2 separate regions of the Homo sapiens genome follow, and region 2 is linked to region 1. The links are chromatin contacts, found by Hi-C or POLR2A ChIA-PET in ENCODE. All regions are on one chromosome and are shown on one strand. Each heading gives the region's core, a stretch centred on a gene start or an enhancer-like site at or near the end of the contact. The rest is flanking DNA. Distances are from core to core; before and after follow the strand shown. Region 1 holds the start of ART1 (ADP-ribosyltransferase 1). Region 2 overlaps NUP98 (nucleoporin 98 and 96 precursor).

What was found. A loop is a pair of places that touch in the nucleus more often than their neighbours do. ChIA-PET counts read pairs that join two places held with the same protein, here RNA polymerase II (POLR2A). Pooled maps may share reads with other maps.
Region 2: a map of gastrocnemius medialis shows a loop between it and region 1 (5-fold over the local background). The contact joins the enhancer-like site here to the promoter of ART1 in region 1. A Hi-C loop is called at or near these places in 2 of 168 maps with a recorded cell type or tissue (gastrocnemius medialis and psoas muscle) and 1 of 50 pooled maps. POLR2A ChIA-PET finds 5 or more read pairs at or near these places in 2 of 52 experiments (Panc1 and naive thymus-derived CD4-positive, alpha-beta T cell).

The regions. Positions count from the first base shown.
Region 1 is chr11:3,643,772-3,646,439 of GRCh38, forward strand. It overlaps ART1 (ADP-ribosyltransferase 1), which reads left to right and starts at 1,357. Exons shown (of 5, transcript NM_004314.3): 1 at 1,357-1,408.
Region 2 is chr11:3,708,904-3,711,571 of GRCh38, forward strand. All of the region lies in intron 20 of NUP98 (nucleoporin 98 and 96 precursor), which reads right to left. Among named protein-coding and RNA genes, the nearest start is that of CHRNA10, 39 kb to the left of the region's middle. Within about 2 kb of position 1,302, at least 3 of the 41 ENCODE cell types and tissues checked have a DNase peak (open chromatin) inside an H3K27ac peak, as active enhancers do; they include gastrocnemius medialis and psoas muscle, where a contact is called at or near this core.

The DNA of each region.
Region 1 (2,668 bases), core at 107-2,606:
CCGAGACCAGATGTATTGGAATCACTGCTTTGTCCCTCTCCACCCTCTGGCTTTGGGGGATTGCTTCTCCCATCCCAGGACCTGGAACCCAAAATAAGGCCCCAAGAGATGGATTCAAATCTAGTCATTGGGGGCCGGGTGCGGTGGCTCACACCTGTAATCCCAGCACTTTGGGAGGCCGAGGCAGGCGGATCACGAGGTCAAGAGATCGAGACCATCCTGGCCAACATGGTGAAACCCCATCTCTACTAAAAATACAAAAATTAGCTGGGCGTGGTGGCAGGCGCCTGTAGTCCCAGCTATTCAGGAGGCTGAGGCAGGAGAATCGCTTGAACCCGAGAGGCAGAGGTTACAGTGAGCCAAGATTGCGCCACTGCACTCCAGCCTGGTGACAGAGCGAGACTCCATCTAAAAAAAAAAACTAGTCATTGGGCAGGGATCCTAAGTATAGCATTAAGAAGTCCTGCAAGATCACTGGTAAGTCAGAGCTGGAACTGGGACTCAGAATACAGCCTCCTTAGTTCGAATCTCTCCTGGCACCTTAGCTAAGTCTCAGTGTTTGTGTGAAAGGTACAAAATCTAAGGAGACGCTCTCTGAGGTCGGGGTGCTGAAGCTTCCTCCTCTCTTCCTCCTCCTTGGCTGACCAGAGTACAGGACCACAGCCAGTGAGGAGGCAGTTGTCCCAGCCTGGATCCCCAGTGCTTCAGTCCACCTCCTCTCTGGCTTCAGGGATTCCCTTTTTTGTGGGAAATGTAGCAGGAAGAGCCTCAGACAAAACCCCTCAGATGCTGAGTTAAAGAAGGAAGGGGTTTATTCAGCTGGGAGCATCGGCAAGACTCCTGTCTCAAGAGCTGAGCTCCCTGAGTGAGCAATTCCTATCCCTTTTAAGGGCTCACAACTCTAAGGGGGTCCGCGTGAGAGCGTCGTGATCGATTGAGCAAGCAGCGGGTACGTGACTGGGGGATGCATACACCGGTAATTAGAAGGGAACAGAACAGGACAGGGATCTTCACAGTGCTTTTTTATACAAATAACCGATTAGGTCAGGGGTCAATCTTTAACTGCCAGGCCCAGGGTGTGGCGCTGGGCTGTCTGGCTGTCTGCTTGTGGATTTCATTTCTGCCTTTTAGTGTTTACTTTGGAGGCAGAAATCGGACATAAGACAATATGAGGTATGGTTTCCTCCCTTAGAAGAACACTGGGCAGGTCAGACTGGGCAGAGGCTGGTGTTCCTGAGCCCTGAGGAGACATCCAGAAATAGATGGGGGCGTGTCACGTTTCTGAGCAGCTGTGTGGGGGAGGTTCAAGGGGTGGGGACTAACAATATCAAAAAGAAACTTGTCCTCCCCTCTCCTGGTGGCCATGGTGGAGATCAGCAGCAGCTTCCCCACCCAGGACAAGGCCTAGGTAAGGAGTGCACCACTCTCCTCCTGGGTGCTGGGCAGGAAAAGTGGTTTTGAGGTGAAATTTGGGAGATGAACGGTGGAATTTTAGGAGTCATGAGAAAAAGTTTCCAGGAAACTTTGATGAAGTTTGGGATACCTAGGAAGGTTGGGAGCCATGGGAAGTTTGGGATTCCTGTGGGGAGATTTGGGGTCACATTCCCAGGAGGGTATGTTCAGCAAGGGCCTGGATGAGAAACTGATGACAGAATTGCTCCGAGCAGGATGAGAGGGAGGACAGAAGCGCAGCTCCCTTGGGCTAGAAAAGGAATTGCTCAGCATCCCCAGCTCCTTGGGCCCATGCCCACCCCATCCCTCCGGTTCCCACCACATCTCCCCTGACACTGGTCACCAAGGCCAGCCACCCACCTGCTCTGCAGTGGTCTACACTGTTAGCTGCGCTGAGAAAGTTCCTCAGACTCTCAGCAAACATGCTGGGGCCTCCCCAGTCCCTGGCCTTGGCATACATGGTCCCTGCCCTCAAGGAACTCACTGGCCAGAAGAGGAGCCAGGCACATATAAGGGCAGCACAGTGTGATAAGGACAGTGACAGAGGACAGCACAGGGTGATACCAGAGCCCAGAGGAGTCAGAGGGCTTCCTGGAGGAGGTGGCCCTCGGGTTAAGCCTTGAAGAGTAGGTATCCAGGAGAAGGGTGTCCCAAGGAGAGGGGCGATGTGTGCAGAGCCACAGGGAGGGTAACCACGGAGCCGCACCTGCGACGTTGTTCTGCACTACAGAAGCCAAGCAGGAGTGGCAGGTGCGAGCCTGCAGAGGGTGCAGAGGGCCAGGATAAGGACGCTGGCCTCTGTCCTTAGGGTATGGAGGGATGTTTTGTTTGTTTGTTTTGTTTTTTTTTTCTAGATGTGTTTGTATCTCTTCCCTCATGATTTTCATCTCTGCATTTTTACTCTATATTTTGAGATATTTCTTCCAGTCAGTTTTGGCACAGAGGGCTTTTAAGCATGTAAGGAACATGACCAGAGTCGCGCTTTAGAAACATTGCTCTCCCTGGGCAGGCAGGATATTGGGGCTGACTGTGGAGGCGGGGAGATCAGCGAGGAGGAAGGGGCAAACCTGAGCCAGGGCAGGGGGTGTGGATGTTGAAGGGAAGGAGAATCTAGGATGGACCCCTATCTCACCCAGCATTAGTTGGCAACTATGTGAATGTTTGACGAATGATTGACTGAATGGACACCCAGGGGACCATCATGGGTGACTGGGTG
Region 2 (2,668 bases), core at 52-2,551, 65 kb after region 1:
AATGGCATGGCCCATTACAAATACTAACTACACAGATTATATCTGTAAAATGATTGTCTAAATATATGGAGGGTAACGTTTCACAACTGAAACCTTCAATGACTTGAGATCTCTCAAAAGACTGTTCCTCATTGAAACAAGGCTGCCAATACCTAACGATACAGCATTGCTTAATTCAGTAGGAAAAGTAAGATATATCAAGACACCCTCATTCAACAGAGTGAATGACAAGTCCAAGGTCAAACAGATATTTAAATAATTCATACTGTCCTCTCAGGCAAACAGTTTGATCCAATATAACTACTATTATTGCCTGTCTCAAAAAGAACTAGTTTTCTAACTGTAAAGAATGTTTTTGGCTGGACGTGGTGGCTTATACCTGTAATTCCAGCACTTTGGGAGGCTGAGGCGGATCACTTGAGCCTAGAAGTTCGAGACCAGCATGGGCAACATACTGAGGCCCCATCTCCACAAAAAATAATCACTTTTTTCCTTTAAAAAAGTTTAAAACTTATTTAGGCAGGGCGCTGTGGCTCCTGGCCTATAATCCCAGCACATTGGGAGGCCAAGGCAGGATACTCATTCGGCCAAGAATCTGAGACCAGCCTGGGCAACACAGCAAGATCCTGTCTCTAAAACAATAAATAAATAAATTAGCTGGCATGATGGCATGCACCTGCAGTCCCAGTTACTTGGGAGGTTGAGGTGGGAAGGATTGCTTGGTCCCAAGAGTTCAACCAGCCTGAGGAACATAGGAAAACTTTGCCTCAGAAAAAAAAAAAAAGTCATTAACTTAAATTCACTTAGTGAACAATGCTAAGTTTCTGAGCAAGCCAATTAGCCTGCCTTGATGTTACTGAACACAAGTTACACTTCAGTTATAAGGCTGAGGTACACTCTGGGGACTGTTGTGGGGTGGGGGGAGGGGGGAGGGGGGAGGGTATAGCTTTAGGAGATATACCTAATGCTAAATGACGAGTTAATGGGTGCAGCACAGCAGCATGGCACATGTATACATATGTAACTAACCTGCACACTGTGCACATGTACCCTAAAACTTAAAGTACAATAATAATTTAAAAAAAAAAAGTTTACAAAAAAAAAAAAAAAGGCTGAGGTAAAAACCTACACGTATCTCTACCTGAGTGCCAAAGGCCTGAGGTCTTTCAACATAGTTTTGAAACCTGATTGCACATTTCAACCACCTGGGGAGAAGCATTAAAATATAAATATGCCTGAGCCCCATGCCAAATCTGTGGAATCTAAGTCAAGCTTACCAGGGCATTGATGCAGCCAGCTGGAAATTGGATCCCAGACCAGGATTTTGAAACTAATGTTCTAACCACAGAACAAAATACTCTGCAACTACCTTAATTCATCTCTGTGACTAAGGTTTATCTGCCAACCAACATTTTCTCTAACCTAAAAGGTACAGGAGAGAAGATCACATGAAAATTTAGTTACCTTTATGTTTTCTGGTTGCTTAGATTTACTTGCTTTTTTTAAGAGCAAAAGCGAGGCTTAAGAACCAACTGGAAACAGGGGACTGACGATATTATATAAAAGGTAATGGAACAAATGTGACCATTAAAGAAAAATACACATCTTCCTAAATACCTAAAGAAACAGGCCTCTCTCCCCCAAGAAAAAAAGAAGCTGAAGTTTTGCAATCAACCTCTTTAAGGGGTGAGGTGATGGTATGCAGTCATCTTGACACAGAGATGAGAAGACTGCTATTTCCAGTATACTCAAACGGCACAAGTAGTTTCCCCATGCAAAGTAAAATGTAGGGTCTTTGGTGCTAATAACAAACCACTGGCATTTCCCATCAGCTTCACTTGGGTCAGTGAGCAATAAATATGAAAGAATTCTCTAGAGTCCTACATTTCTGCTCCAACATACCAAGCTCAAGGCCTTAGAAAATAATGCAAGTAAACAAAACCTAAAGTCTGGACATTTAAATACCTCTATCCATTTCTCTCATTTCTGCTCTTCCCAACCAAAAGGTCAAAGACCATTTCCACTTCCTCAGTCAAAGCTACTTGCCCATTTTAGGCTAGCCATGGTGACTCACGCCTGTAGTCCCAGCACTTTGGGAGGCCAAGGTGGGAGGATCACTTGAGGCCAGGAGTTCAAGACAACATGAGTTGAGGCCAACATGGCAAAATCCCCTCTCTACTAAAAATACAAAAAATTAGATGAGTGTGGTGGTATGCCCTGTAGTCCCAGCTGCTTGGGAGGCTGAGGAATGAGGCTGCTTGAACCTGGGAGGCAGAGGCCACAGAGAGCCGAGACTGCACCAGTGCACTACAGCCTGGGCGACAACTCTTTCTCAAGGAAAAAAAAAGCTACTTGCCCATTTTAAATCCTTACTACCTCTTTTTGCTAGAACCTTGATCTGAAATTTTTGGGTGCTCAATTTTTCAAAGAGCTCTCACAAACACAAGTGTCAATATAGGAGTTTATAGTTATTTTTCTACTATTTCTATTCTGGCAATTAAAGAACCTAGAAACTACTGTCAACATTACAAACATTTTCCTGTCTGTCCATAAATGAAGCTTTTCTTTTTCAGCTGGGCCAACTGGAAAGAGGTTATCTTTAAGATCCTACATATTACTTTTGTTACAGAAAATAAGGCCATCTGACTCTTTCCCTCAGAAATACATA